Regions from separate parts of the Homo sapiens genome. Here region 2 is linked to region 1. A link is a loop called in an ENCODE intact Hi-C map of the cell type or tissue named here. Cell type or tissue: dorsolateral prefrontal cortex. All regions are shown on one strand.

The links. Hi-C counts contacts between places; a loop is a spot of excess contacts. Peaks named below come from ENCODE experiments on the same cell type or tissue, not always from the same donor. Only the 100,000 strongest peaks of a DNase experiment are listed, where the experiment ranks them.
Region 2: it touches region 1 in a loop (11-fold over the local background); 4 of 110 quality-filtered maps call a loop at or near these places.

The regions. Positions count from the first base shown.
Region 1 is chr18:55,871,169-55,879,168 of GRCh38, reverse strand. No RefSeq gene overlaps it. Among named protein-coding and RNA genes, the nearest start is that of LINC01416, 45 kb to the left of the region's middle. In dorsolateral prefrontal cortex, no CTCF peak of the experiment used is centred here; a DNase peak (open chromatin) is centred at 3,428; H3K4me3 peaks cover 1,032 bases; H3K27ac peaks cover 2,324 bases.
Region 2 is chr18:56,042,532-56,050,531 of GRCh38, reverse strand. All of the region lies in intron 6 of LINC03069 (long intergenic non-protein coding RNA 3069), which reads left to right. LINC01905 (long intergenic non-protein coding RNA 1905) reads right to left here. Exons shown (of 3, transcript NR_146511.1): 2 at 355-452. Among named protein-coding and RNA genes, the nearest start is that of LINC01905, 4.3 kb to the right of the region's middle. In dorsolateral prefrontal cortex, no CTCF peak of the experiment used is centred here; a DNase peak (open chromatin) is centred at 6,701; H3K4me3 peaks cover 653 bases; H3K27ac peaks cover 2,839 bases.

The sequences.
Region 1 (8,000 bases):
CTAATCTATATTTCCTTCTTTTACTTTTCTTTTAAAAGTTTTGCCAGCGTTATAATTTTTCTTCCTTTTCTGTGCTCTGAAGTAGAGAAGACAAGACATGATACATTTGCTTCTTAAAGCTTTGATGCTGGGACCTGAGTTATTATTATGATCATTTAAACCACCAGTTATTTATTTGTAAATGTTATCACATTTATTGTGATATTTTTTATTTCAATAGCTATATTTTTTGCAACATCTCTATGTTTTTGCATATCTTCCTGTTCCTGTTTCAACTCTGCCTGACTTTGGTTCATGATCTTTTTCTTTTTAATGAATATAATATTTTCCTTGATCTCTTTGAACATTCTAAACATTTTCATCTAAGTCTCTTCCTAACTGCACCATTAAATTAACTCTTGTTCTGGTTGTTGATTTTGTTGATTATTTTGTTTAGCATTAGATTTCTTTTCTTGTTTTGGGTTTTTCTTTTTCCCCTGCAGAATTTGTTCTGTTCTCTCTCTGTTCCTATTTGTCTTTCTCTTTTTCTTCCTGGATTCCCCCTTCCCAGTCTTTAGCAGTGAAGACTGACACCCAGTCAACATCCAGCTCATATTAGAATGCATCCTTTCTCCTGCTCTACCATAATTTGAGAGATATAACAAATCAAATAATCAGATGGTTTGGCTCAGCTCCTTGTTGTGAGGCAGTGTTTTTGTCTGTTGTCTGCCTACGCCCACAGAGTCCTATAAAGCTATGACTTCAGACAGGGACTCAGCAGTAACTTTTTCCAACCTCATTTCAGGAAGTGGTAGGCTTACCTCAGTTCCTAGATTCAAGCTGTACATTTGCCTAAGTATGTCCTCTGTACATTTGGCTAAGTATGTCATCTGTATGTTTGGTACAGGATCCAAGCTGCCATTACCTGATTCCAGAGTTGGAATCTGGCAGAGCTGCATGTTCAGCCCTTATGACACTTTTTGATCCTGTTTTATCTGTGATTCACAGATATGTTTATCCCATTTTGGTGCCTACCTACATCATCTTGGTCATCTTTTTTTAAATTTCATCTGTAGCTTCCAGTTGTTTGAAAGAGAGGATTTTGTTAAAGCATAAATTCACTTACCAATTTTACACAGAATTGCAAAAAATTATTTCTAAAATTCATTTTTCATCTTTCCTAATGCTTGGTAAGAGCTATGCACACTATGGACCCTTATGAGTTCCTATGAGATGAATGGATGAATAAATGAGTGATGAAGGAAGGAATGAAATAACATGAATAATTAGAAGAGGAGAAAGACTATAAAATGCTTAATCAAATAAGCTTAAATGAGTAGAATAATTAATAATCACATAATTCAATGTTCCCAAAAGGTATACGCTTGTGACAATGTCCTATCAGGACTACAGTCTTATTTCTCTGTGATTCTCTTAACTCAGCCTTTCTCTGACCTGGAGCTGCAGGCTACCTACTAGCAGCAACTAAGACAATCTGCTTCTTCATTCACATTTAGTAAGAGAAAGAGAGAATGGCTTCCCACAACTCTCTCAAGATAGAGAAACAGCCTTACAAGCCTCCCATAACCCTCTAGCTGGGTTTTATTTGATAAAACCACATTACACATTCTCTCTCAAACAAAGGACTTGCAAGGGAGATGGAATTATTCTTATACCAGTCTGGCCCATCCTTTAATTAGAGGTCACTTCTCTAACCACATTGCTGCCTTTTACTGAGACAGAAGGTATGGAATGTATGCTGGAGAGTCAAACACAATATTCACTCCAGCAGTTAACCGACTTACCTTTTTTAATGCCAATATGTAAGTTATTGGATTGAATATGGAAAAAATGGTAGGTATAAGTTAGATGTTATTATCCAGACTATGTTAAGGAAATTTTTTAAAGTTTGGTCTATTCATGAAGTGATAATTGTGATGAGGGAGAATATTGCTTAAAATCATTCAAAATATTGTGTTCACTTGATGTATTTTTATTTTTGAAAAAAGCTCCTTTTCAAAGTTCTTAAGCAATCCTAAATAATCGTGTGAAGCAGACATTGTTACTACTATTCTCATTTTACAAACGAACACTGAACTTATCAAACAGTAGATGCCAAACATTTGAGGAAGATGAGTTTATGGAGACTGTGATCAAATGACATAACTGTTTGTCAAGTATTCACTTTCTTCTTGCACCTTCATGGAGGAATATAAGATTCTGCTACTTTGATGCTTGGCCATGTGACTCGATTTATCTAATGAGATGCTAGCAGACAAGAAATGAACAGATATTTGAAATACACTTGTGCAATTTGGCTTGTTCTTCTGCACTTCCACCATCACATGAAAGTGACATGCCCAAGCTGGCCCACAGGTGCCAGGAAAACAGAAAACACATGGAGCTGAGCTGGACTCACTTGCAGCTTGGTGCCAACATCTGTCGAGCCCAGCCTAAATCCACCAAGTCCCTGCAGTTTGACCAAATTCAGGTGCGTGAACAAGAGGAAATGATTGTTCTCTTAAGCTGCTAAGTTTTGGGGTGGTTCGTTAGGCAGTATTACTGGGGTAATAGCTAAGTGATGCAGAGAGGAAGAGAAAATGGAAAGCCAACAGGTCATTTTTAAAAAGAAGTAAATAAGCACAAGTAAATATTTTGATTGCTCAATATCACTCCGAAAATGGGAGAGCCAAATTCAAATCAAATTCCTCTGCCTCCACATGTTTTGGCTTTTCTAAGACATGGATTGGCTCTCTACAGTAGTAGCAATGTTGCAAGCAGTTTCACTATTTGTCTGTGGCACTGTAATTTCAGTGAGTAATTCTCTCACTCATATTATCACATGGATTGTTATTATTTACTCCATTATACTGGTTTTTATCAATGAGGAGATATAGTTATTAAATATGAGAAAAATGGCTAATAACTAACCACCATTTTAAAAACTTCTTTTGTGCCATAACACATCCACCACATTTATATAGAGCTGCTCTGTTCAATATGGCAGTAGTAATCAAATGTGACCATTTTAATTTAAATAAAATTAAAATTAAAATTCAGCTCCCCATTCACAGTAGCCACGTCTCAAGGATATAGCAGCTATATATTGCTAGTGGCTACCATATTGGACAGCACCAATATAGAATATTTCCATCATTACAGAAAGTTCTTTTGGACAGCACTGTTATAGAGAATATGCAAAAAGTAACACCCTCTTTTCAATTATGTCTAGTTGACTCATTTATAGAGCTTTGGGATACTTTCGACATGCTGTGCTTTACCGGGAATCCCTTGCTAAATAAATCTCTCTTGAATTAGGACATGGGGAGCCATACAATTCTGTCAGCAAAGCTGGCTGGTGACGTTAAAGAAAATGTGTAAAGGTAGTCCTGACCTCTGGCCCCCGATTCAGCTGGAGCTTACAGGATAAAAGAGCTTCTGTCTCCATCTGAAAGCATCTGGAGCATGCTCAGCAGTCATGCAGCTGTGCTTACCTCCAACTTGCTGCCAAGCTCAGAAGGGAACAAAATCAATTAAAGGGATAGATCACAGTGTTTACCAAGGAGGAAAACCCCCACATCTGGAACAGTGAGAAGAGTGGGCTGGTGATGAAAAAACACTGGGCATTGAGAAAATTACAAGTCTTGGTCCAGATCAGCCTCTATCTAGAGAAGTCATTTTCACTCTTTGAATTTTGTATTCCTGTCTGTAAGATAAGCTGAGCACATTTCCATACTGCCAAATGCCATCCGGCAGAATTTCCAGGCTTATCAAGCTATGATAATCCCCACCCTTCCCTTCAATGTCATCAGAGAGCTCTGTTCCATCTACAGGCTAACAGACAATGTTCAATTGCCCTTTGTAGAAATCTGACATTAGACATGTGCTAGAATGCCTCCTTCGGGAATAGTAAAAAATAAGTGAGCTTCTATGTAAAAGCACTTGGGGGTCTTGCATCTTGAGAAGGAGCTACCCATCTCACAATGCAGATTCTCAGCCTCAGAAAAAGGCTAAACATTTAAAGATTGAGTATTTAAAACATTATAGTTGCACTAGCAACTTTTTAAATGCTTGAAATACAAAAATGAATACATGCCTGGTGTGAGCAGTGTTTTACAATTTCTCTTCCAAATGAAAGAGACCCCCTGTTTCTTTTCATTTGGTGGCTTGGTTTATACTTTCATTTTTACAGTCCAGACAACCAGCAAAGTAAAATTCAAGCCTACTTTTGTTCTTTACAAAAGGAGCTTGTTTTAAAATAAAAAGGTTAATAAAAAAATGAATAAAAGAGCTTCTTTGACCTTTTCTGAAAGGTAGATTATTACCATGGAGAATGAAGTAATCACTTATTCCATAAGTATTTTATTCCACCTGAGTTTCCAAACTTAAATAAAACTACCAGCACTAAAGGTCTTATTATACTTACCAATATAGAGACCATTCAATTCCAAACTGTCCTAAATTCTAAAAAAGAATTTAGAAGTTAAAAAAATCAAACTTATTCCCCCTCGTTACTCAAAATATTTTATTTAAGAAAACAATAACACAGATAAGTCACTAAAATCTACCTGATGATTCAAATCTGATGAGTCAATGCTTCATCAATTATAAGCACATGATTAACTGATAATTGTTGATTAGCATTTTCTGAAATTATTTATTTATTTATCCTAGGAATACAATTCTCATTAAGGTATATTATATACCCAAAAGGTGTGGTTGAATTCATCACAAGGCAATTAACTACTGTGTAGAAAGCAATATAAGAAGACACTACTAGCTCAAAGAGATATACATAAACATAATGATGTCATGGTTCCTGTTTTCTAGAAGTAGTGATTTGGTAGGGTTGAAAATACAAGCTACTCACCATAGGTCTAGGTACAGTGAAATAGAGGTATATACAAAAATCCAAATGAAATGCAATACATTCTGACCACTTGGATCACAGAAGACTTGGCAGAGAATGGAGCACTAAAGTCAAACCTAAAACAACAGGGGTCCCTAATCCCCGGGCCATGGACAGTACCTGTCTGTGGCCCGTTAGGAACCAGGCTGCATAGCAGGAGGTGAGTGGCGGGCAAGTGAGCATTACTGCCTGAGCTCTGCCTCCAGTCAGATCAGTGGTGACATTAGATTATCATAGAAGCATTATTGTGAACTGTGCATGTGAGGAATGTAGGTTGTGCACTCCTTATGACAGTCTAATGCCTAATGATCTGAGATGGAACAGTTTCATCCTGAAACCATCCCCACCCAGCAGGTCCATGGAAAAATTGTCTTTCATGAAACCAGTCCCTGATGCCAAAATGATTGGAGACCACTGCTTTAAAGGATAGGCGGAAAGTGAGGAAGAGTGTTCCAGTCTACAAGAAGGAAGTATAATTGCATTTTCATGGAGGTGAAGTTAGCCAAGAGAATGAGCATAAGCCATGTGGTGGAGACCAGAGGAGATGAAGCCAGAAGGGAACATTGAAAGCAGATGATTGAGAGCACTGAATGACACCTTAAGGGATTTGAATTTTACTTGTAGATCAGAAGTTTACTTTGTGAGTAGTCAATCCCCCACCTAGAGATTTCTAAGCAGGGGATTGACATATTCTTATCAGCATATTAGGAAGTTCATCCTGACAGCCCATGACAGCTGGAATCAAAGAGACCTTTTGGGAAAATGTTTTGTGGTCCAGAGATGGTCCAGGCATGATGTGGGGCAGGATGCGCAGGAGACAGATATGTACATTTCAGATACACAACCATGGAAATGGCTTTGAGACAGAAGGCAAAGCTACATTTGTAGCCTTGATGAATGAGAGGAAGATGACCTTCTAAAGCAAATCAATTTTGCCTCTGTTATGCCTTTGTTTCAAATGTTATTTATTTATGGATGGGCTAAGATCCCCTAAAGATACAGTGTTAACATATGTATCTATATTAACATATTTATATGTCATGCTCTGTTATTTATCTATCACTTGATCCTAGTAGAAAGCATAAATCCAAAAGTAGGTAAGTCTTCAATAGCAGATACTCATTCATGCATTTATGTGATCAACAAACCTTAGGTGAGCACCTCATTAGGAAATAGGTTGTGAATAACATACACATAAACAGCTGTTGCAAAAACCCCAATTTTTTTATGTTCAGGAGGAAAAAAATGCTTCTGTAAGAAGGATCAAGAAAACATCTTTGGAGGTGCTTATAATTAAAGTAGGCCTGGGAGAATGGGAAGGATTTAGATAGAGATGGGTTGAGAGAAAAAGGAAGAGGGTAGGTAAATTAGATGTGCCTGACAAAGGGCAGGGAGTCTAGGTTTGCTGTAGGATTCATAAAGAGAATTAGTGAAAGCTGAGGTATGAAGAGTAAGCTGGGAACTGATTTTGGAACACCTTGAAAATTAGGACTTTAGAAGACAACAGTCACTGCTGAGGATTTTAACCAGGGGCTTGACTTGCCTAAAATATTATTCAAAAACAATACTGGAGTCAAATTTTTACATATTCTAGAAAGCTAATCTTCACTTATTTTATGTTTTAAGCCTATCATAAAACACAAGGAAAATTTTCTCTCTCTAATTTGAGTAATAATTAGCATATGGAGAATGAAAGTGTTTGGGGTGTCATCAATTCTAGGTTCATCTCTGCCATAGAAACATCATCATGCTGTTAGGAATAAAGGGCAAATGAAAATATATTACCAAGAAATTAACTACAGTTTTCAATGCTTCTGTGAAATGGCCAAATTTTATTTAACAAAGGAAATGTTCATAGTTCTTACTGTTAATTTGTTTTCATTCATCCAGAACATTTAAATTCTTTCTTTTTTCTTTTTAAAAATTGTTTTATTTTTAACGTTTGTGGGTACATAGTAGTTGTCTATATTTATGAAGTACATGAGATGTTTTGATACCAGAAAGCAATATGAAATAAGCATATCATGGAGAATGGGGTATCCATCCCCTTAGCCATTTATCCTTTCAGTTACAAACAATCCAATTACACTCTTTAAGTTTTTTTAAATGTACAATTCAGTTATTATTGACTATAGTCACCCTATTGTGCTATCATATAGTAGGTCTTACTCATTCTAGCTAATTTTTTGTATCCATTAACCATCTCCACCTTCCTCCCAGCCCCCCACTATCCTTCGCAGCCTCTGGTAACCATGCTTCTACTCTCTCCATCCTTTAAACTCTTCCTTAATTCAAAAGAAGTAAATAAAAATATCTGGTCTGAAAGCCAAGTCCTACAATTTCATAACTGATCGTGCCTAAAAATTGTTATGGCTGAGCAATAAATCCCTGAAAAGTGATGCTTATATTCATAATGGAAATGTCACCAGAGCCTTAAATATAGCAGCTCAACTTATCTTTACTACAGTGCAGCAAACTCAAATTTGTAATTGATTTTGACTTGTACCTGCTACCATGTGTGTTGAGTTTGGGAGTGCTGGACAGCATTTTTTAAAAATTTGAAATCTTAATTTTAGTCTAATGAAATTAATCTGTAAATCAATTCTCTCCACTTATATTTTTACATACCTATCTTTCTCTTCTAAGAGCAGACGAATTTATTCTTGGACTATTTTATTGGCAAATAATGAATTTCAGTAGTTGTTAAAATAGTTCTTAGAACTCTTTCATCTTCCATCTGCTCTTAAATGGAGAGAGGTTAAAAATGGAGAAATCTGGTCTGGCGCAGCAGTAGCTCACGCCTGTAATCCCAGCACTTTGGGAGGCCGAGGCAGGCGGGTCACCTGAGGTCAGGAGTTTAAGACCAGCATGGCCAACATAGTGAAACCCCATCTCAACTAAAAATACCAAAATTATCCAGGCATGGTGGTGGGTGCCTGTAATCCCAGCTATTCGGGAGACTGATGCAGGAAAATCATTTGAACCCAGGAGGCGGAAGTTGCGGTGAGCCAAGATCGCATCATTGCACTCCAGCCTGAGTTTTGACAGGAGCGAAACTCAGTCTCAAAAAATAAAAAAAATAAAAAAAAATAAGAGAGATCTCCAAGTGAAA
Region 2 (8,000 bases), 170 kb before region 1:
AATGGTTGAGCTGCTTTTAAAGGTAAATCCAAAGTGAATATTGAATGAAAGTTTCAACTGTTTTTTTGTTTGTTTTGTTTTGTTTTTTTCACTTACAGTTTTAAATCAGTATGCTGGAGAGGGTCACTTATCTATCAATCAAAGACAATTCTGAGGGAAGACAGGCAAAAGACCTTATAATCCTGATATAATCTCTTTTCTAACCCAAGCATCTTGAGACACTCGTATGGGCTGGCACAGAATTTAAGCTCCAATTCACTCAAATCAAAAAGAGCAACTCTCAGTCTGTCATCAGTAAGCTAGCTCTCCAAGGTGTATTTTTATCCCAGCCTCATCTAAGTTATGACAACTCACCTGGTTGGTTTCTGCCATTTGAGTAGAGAGAGGCATCAGAGTGACAGGCCATCACTCTTTGTGTTCCTCTTGAGGTATGACAGAGAGGAAAAACAAACCTGGGGAAACAGATTTCAAAGTTATTTCCAAAATGTCTCTGGATTGGAAAAAGAGATATAGGGTACTGTTGATGCTTTTTTCTACCCAGAGCTCTTCTGAAGGTGAAACTCCTCTCTCTTTTATAGGCACTTCTTAATTTATTTGTCTGTTTGTTTATTTGTTTTACTGCTTTGACCTCGATTCATCTCCCTATTCTTCTGTTTCTTAAAATGTGCAGTTCTAATAAGTTGTACTCCTAGTCAACAACTCAAACTCTTTTTACATTGATTTCTACATTGAAGCACCCTCTTCCGGTGGCTGAGCCAACTTACTGCTGGGCTAATCTTTCTGCAGACCCATATCCTTAGGACACATTGATTTCCCACACTGAGAAATGGTAACATCTAGTGCCTGCTTAATTTGCATAAAATATATAAACAAATATTAGATATTAATATAAATGTTCATATAGACACATAAAAATATAATTATAAATTTTACGCTTGTCAGGGGCCTTCTAATCTACTGCGTTAGCTGACTATCTAATCTAGCTATCCCCTAATTTTTCAGATTAAGTATATTTTTCTGTCACTGCTCAGTTTAGATTTACTATAATTGCACATGTATTTCATATTTTTCTACTTTATTTTTTGCATTCTTATCATATTATATTATTCCTTTTTTCTTTTCTAACTTATTTTGAAGTGATTGAGTTTTCTTTATTATCATGTTTTCCTCTGCTGGTTTTGAAGAGATACATTCTATTTCCATTATTTTAGTTATTATTTCTAATTTTTTAACATGTCTCCTGACCTAACAAGATCTAAGTTTAACTGATCTTTTTATTCTGCTCTAATATGGCAAGTACCTTAGAGCACTTTAACTCTGACCATCCCCTCCCTCTTACATGCTATTTGGTCCAACATTTTAGTGTCATCTTAGTTTTATATCTTATCAAATTATTCATTTGAATTATTATTATTGTTGTTTTATATAATCATTGATTGTTTATATAAACCCACAATTTACTGGTTTCTTTGCTCATGAGTTTGCATCCCATTGTTTCCTTTGAAGTTTAAATCCCTACGTCTTGCTTCCTATTCTTTCATTTGGAGTTTAAATTCCTGCTTCTTGACATTGCTGTTATGCTGGGGTGGGGATTAGCTGAAAATGGTGCTCAACCCAAGATTATAAAACATAGGAAGACATCATCCATGATGAGTGACAGTTATCAGATGTAAAAAATAAACAAAGGATTAGAATCCAAAGAGCTTCAAGTTATTGATTATTAGAGGGATACTATAAAATAATGTTTAAAAGAAAAAAATTAACATGTCAGAAAAGCATAAGACATATTATGATTGCACATGGATATACCTTATTTTCTGCTCCCAACATGGCTCTGATAGTGGTAAGCACTCAGCCTTTATCTGCTAAATCTCTTTATTTCACTCTTATTTATGAATGATAGTGTGGTTGGGTATAAAAATATAGGTTTACAGTTATTTCCCCTACCCCTTTGAAGATATTATTCTGTTGTCTTCTGGTTTTTTCTGTCATTACTGAGAAGGTTACAGTTAGTGTGGTTGTTCTGTTACAGGTTGTCTTTTCTTTCTTTCTTCTTCCTCTTAAGATTTTATATTGGTCTCTGGTATTTCCATAAGATGTATCTGTGTGTTGTCTTATCTCACTTGGGCCTCCAAATCCTGACGTTTCATGTGTTTCATCAAATCTGGAGGATTTGGCCAGGTGCAGGGGCTCACATAATCCCAGCACTTCCGGAGGCTGAGGCGGGTGGATCACTTGAGGTCAGGAGTTTGAGACCAGCTTGGCCAACATGGTGAAACCCTGTTTCTACTAAAAATACAAAAAATAGCCAGGCATGGTGGTGGGTGCTGGTAATCGCAGCTACTCCAGGGGATGAGGCAGGAGGATCGCTTGAGCCTGGAAGGCACAGGTTACAGAGAGCCAAGATTGCAACACTGCACTCCAGCCTGGGCAACAGAGTAAGACACTGTCCACCCTGCCCCTGACCCCCACCCCATCAAACAAAAAAATCTGGAGAACTCTAGGTCTTATCTCTTCACATATTTCCTCCTCTTCTATTCTTTCCTTCAGGCACTCTCATTAAAACACTCTTTCTCCCCTCAATGTGTATTAACCACTTTTAAATATTTAATTGCTCTCTGCTACCCTTTAGGAAAATCTTTATTCAACTGTTTGAATGTTGAATATCTGGTTAAACTATCCATTGTGCTTTTCCCTTCCATGTTTATATTTTTCAATTTTAGAAATTTAATTGTTATTTTCAAAGCTTCCTATTTCTTACTCATATGTCTTATGCTTTTCTGACTTGTTAATTTTTTTCTTTAATCATTTTTAACATATTATTTTATAATATCCCTCTAATAATCTATTACTTGAAACTCTTTGGGTTCTAATCCTTTTGTTTATTTTTTGTATCGGATAACTGTCATTCATCATGGATTATGTCTTCCTGTGTTGCATAATCCTGGGTTGGGCACTCATTTTCAGCTCCTCCCCACCCCAGGATAACAGCAATGTCACACTTGTTTAGTACTTCTAATTTGGGTTGAGGATTCTCTTACTCTCCTTATTTCATTAAGGACTCAGCTGTATATTTAACATGTTTATAAATACTTTTCCTACCTTGCCTAGGTGAACTTGTTCAAATTATCCAATCCAAATTATTCCCAGAAGCACACATCACATCCTCAAGAATTAAAATGACAAGAACAAGAAGATATGACTACAACTAAATAAAATAAATAGAGAGAAAGAAAGAGGAACAAAAAAAAAGGAAGGAAGGGAGAAAAAGAGGGATGGAGGAGGGAGGAAGGGAGGGAAGGAGGTGGGGAAGGGAGGGAAAGAGGAAGGTGTTGTTGCTCCTTCCTGGAACTCTCTTCCTGGGCTTACTTCACCCCTCAGGTCTCAACTGAAACAGTACCTCCTCCAGAAAACCAATTAGTTCTTCTTACTGTTCCCATGACTCTTTGCTTCTCCTATGATAACTCTTACCATGCTTTATTGGAATTATTTGTTGCCTTTCTTTCTTTCCAGGTAAAATTAAAAGGATCAGAGCAGGATGATTCCTTCATTTATTAACAAATATTTATTGAGCCCTAAGGATACAGCAATACATAAAATACACAAAGCCACTGCTCTCCCAAAGCTTACATTCTAGACAGGGAAGACAGAAAATAAACAAATATACAGTGTGAATAATACATATAAGTGATGATAAATGCTCTGGAAAAAAAAGTGGTGAGAGGAAGGAGAACTATGTAAGGAAGAGGGCCTAAATGAGAAAAGGTGGGCCAGGAAGGCCTCTCAGTTCTGATGACTTGACTGGAAACCTGAGTGGGATAAGTGAGCAAGCCTTGGTTGTATCTTTGGAGAAGGACACAGACACCTTCAGTGAAGTATGCACTGGGTTTGGGAAGGAGGGAATGAGAGCAGAGTGGGCAGTTGGCTCAGAGACGGGGCCAGGCAGCATGACACAAGGACTTTCCAGCCTCTGGAAAGACTCTGGGATATTATTATGAGTGAGGTTTGATGCCACTGAAAGGTTTAAATGATCTTGCTTACATTTCAAAAGACTATCTCTGCCACTGCACTCCAGCCTGCACGACAGAGCAAACCTCTGTCTCAAAAGGAAAAAAAAAAGACTATCTCCGGTTGCTATGTTGTAACAAGAGTGGAAGCAGAGTGGCAAACTAGCAAGCTAATGCAATTGTTTAGGCAGATAAAACACTGTAGACTGGAATAGCAAGTGCAGAGGTGGTGAGAAGAAGGGGTTGCATCCTGGATTTACTTTGAGGGTAGAGTTGAATGGATCTGCTGACTGTATCACTCTATTTCATAACTTTTATAACCAAATCCTGCATAGAGGGTCTAGCTTTGTATTCGTGGAATAAATGAATGAGTGAATGAATGAATGCATGATTTACAGGCCCTCCTTCTTGATGATGTCATTTCCATTTGTGAAATGAAAATTATCAAACACTATGAAAACTACGCAGGTTTTGCTGCTACCACTAAAGTGGGTCTAATGTAAATAATATTAACCACATTTTGTAAGCAACAGATCCAGCATGTGTACTAGGTCTTCTTCCTGCCCCAAAGCTTTTATTTTAGACACAAATGTTGCACACATTTTTCAGCTTCTGCTAGGACTTAGAATTGCTCTATATCAGTTTCATGAATGACCCTCAAATAGGCCATCAATAAATTTATCTCAGCCACACATTTGATCTGAAATCCAAATCCATTTTCAAGAAAAATGTAACTGGCCAAATAGACAAGACTTTGATTTCAAAATGAACGCTGGACAGGTCATATTTTTCTGTCAATTTATTTCAAGACAATGTTCAAAGGAGTTGACTGATAAAATTCACTACTCAGTGAAAGATACCAAGACACATCTTAGGTATTGTTTACCTCTTGAAACAATATGGTGACTATTGAAATCTTACTGTGGGCATACCTACCATCACTTTTAACAGATTTCAATGAAATTTAAAAGTGACAGAGATAAATGTCTTAAATGAATCTGTAAATTCATTGATAATTTTCTAATCAATCCTACTTTTATTAGATTGTCCTTTGAAAATTTAATTAAAATTATAATTAATTTCATTTATGAACTGCAATAATGTCTTCTAATTATGTGATTATAACAAGTGAAGTCTGCTGTTCATAGAAGTAATGGTTAAAATGTCTAAAATTACCAAGTATACATTTTAAATTACCAAGTATATATTTTCCAGGTTATATGTGCTATGGAGAAAAGATAATTACCAAGTATATATGATCTTTTCTCTATAGTACATACAACCTGGAAAATTGCCCTTGTGATTAGTACTCTTTATGCTTCCTGTCATGCATTAACAGAATCTAGAGCGCTGATACTATAACAAGTGTACAAGTATATAAACTGTGCCAAGGGAAGTGGGTGCCAAACATGTCCAGCTTTCATGGTGGCAACTTCACAGAAGACACAAGGTAGTTAAACAACATCTATTGCAAGGAAAGCTTCAAAAATCACAACATCTTGGGTTGGAAAGAACTTGAAAGATGGTCTCTTTCCAGCCCTACATCCCTCTTAGACTTTATTTGATTTGGAATTGCAGTTCCTTTGCAGCACTAATCTTGATAACACATTTCAATTCCAGCAGTCTGCCAGGCTCTGCACTGGGGTGATTCTAGAGAACGGTAGGCAGGCATCCTGCCCTTGACGATCCCAGAATCTACCAGAGCCTCTGCAAGTTTTCCACAGGTTGCCTGAATTTGGCAGTTTGCTTCCCCACAGAAATCAAACAGGAGCTATGAGACTTTCTCACTTAAAACACACACACACACACACACACACACACACACACACACACACATTAAGGATAGGGTCCAGGTTTTCTGCTGCACTCACTCTAGGTTGGAGAGCTAGAGAAGAGGCTGATGAGACCATCTCTAGCATACATTTATGGAACTGTCCTTTGGAATAAGCCACATGAAAGCAAATTAGTCTTCTGTTCAATCCTTGAGACAAACAGAGTGGCCTCTGCCAGTGTACACTTTCTTCCCTGTGTAAAACATTTTACTTTGGCACTACAAGCACAGCCTGGTTCTGAGGCTTGTCCTCTTTCTCCCCTCCCTCCAGTCACTCATCACTTCAATGATGTTGCCCATGATTTCACAGTGGTTAATTTTCTACCGAGAGAGGATGCCCTAAACCAATCTTTCATTAGTGACAGTAATCACTACATCAGTCTCTTATTAATGACAATAATAGCTAACATTTATTCCATGTAAATCATAGCATAATACTATGTCATTGAATTTCACGATACCCCATGAGGTAGGTGGCATTGATATGCCCTCTCTATAGATGATGGAATAGAGATTCAGAGAAGTTAAGAGACTTGCTTATGGTCCTATTGCCAGTCAGCCCTGGAGCCAGAATTCAAGTCAGGTGTCTGATTCCTAAACCAGGCATTTGACCCCTAACGAAATTGCTTTGGTTGTAGCAGGAGGATGGGAATGGCTGGAATGGGACCACAACCACCTGGCCTCACACCTGGCCCAAGTTCTTGGAATTCCAAGACACCCCTCAAAGCACAGGCTTATGTCAACAAGAGTTTTCTAGAGGAGCTGAGGTTATCTGGGAATCTGGCTGCCAGTGTTCGTTCTCTGATCTGCTACACCATCCAACAACATAGACCCGACTTTCTTGCCAGCAGCCAGCCTCACAGGGCAGCCAAGACTAACAAGTGTAGGCACTGTGCAGGGTACAGGGCGCATGAATAGCACTATTCTTTGCTGGCCAACACTGGCCCCATTGTTTTAGGCAATGAATAGAGCTGTGTAGAAAAAAAAAAATTCACACACGAAGCAAAAGCAGCAAAATTTGTCTCTTTGTGATGGTTTCAAGACTGGGTGAAAAAGTCATTCTTCACCTGGTGCTGTTTTACATACTCTTTCACAAACAGAAAGCACTTTCTGGCAAGGGAAGAGCCTTTCTCTCAAAATTAAAAAGTTATAGGTCACAGTGCAGGTGGGAGAATTGGGAGTAGACCTCAAAGTTTAATGGCACTCATTCATTACAACATTGGGGAGATGGAAGTGATGAGGCATCATTTTGATTTAGTGGAATTAAGCTCTGTTCCCAACAATCATCTTGATCTATTTGGGACACACAGTTTTTGCCTGCATTTTTCACAGATAACAGAGGGAAAGTTAAGAACACACTATTAACTACAGTATATATTAGGGCTCCTATTCAAGGCAAATAATTGCCAGACTTTCTATTTCTTTTTGATAGTGCTAGACTCTTTTAGTCTCAGACCCATTTCTGGGGTTGTGTTGCTGGCTGCTGTAACTCACCACCAGGGAATCTCTCCCTATCTTTGTCCTGGCTGCACCATTAGATGAAGTCAGAATCTCACAAAACCATTACACTCATTTAACTTCTGCATATGGAAAATGAATTCCTCTCTTAAGAGCAGGCATTAACACATAGCTCTGATACAAGCCCGTGTCCCACACACATTATCTCCTTTTCATCCTTACACCACTCATAAAACCACCATTGGTGGTAGACGTCCTGTGGTACAAATCATCTTGGATTGTTGACTGAATTATTATTTTGTGTATCTTGGTATCATAAAGTTCTATGAATTCAGTTTCTTCAAAATAGATCTCTTTATTTTTTTATTTAAATACAGAAACTTCCAGAGGCAGCTTAAAACATGGGAAGAGCATTATGGGCTTTAGATGCAATCTGATTTAAATTCTGGCTTATACAGTAGTTCTGTAGGATGACTCTATGGTCTATGTTGTCCTGGAAAGACCTTGCTGTATCTGTTATCCTGGTGTAATTGTTAATATTGCCGTCTTTCACTTTAAAATGTGTACAGTTTAAATGGTAGATGATAAGGTCATCCTATGGTTATGTCACCATGGGCAAGCAACTTAACTTCTGTTAAGTTGCTTTCTTCATTTATTAAATCAGGACAACACTGTCTATCTGTTAGGATCAGTATTAATGTTAA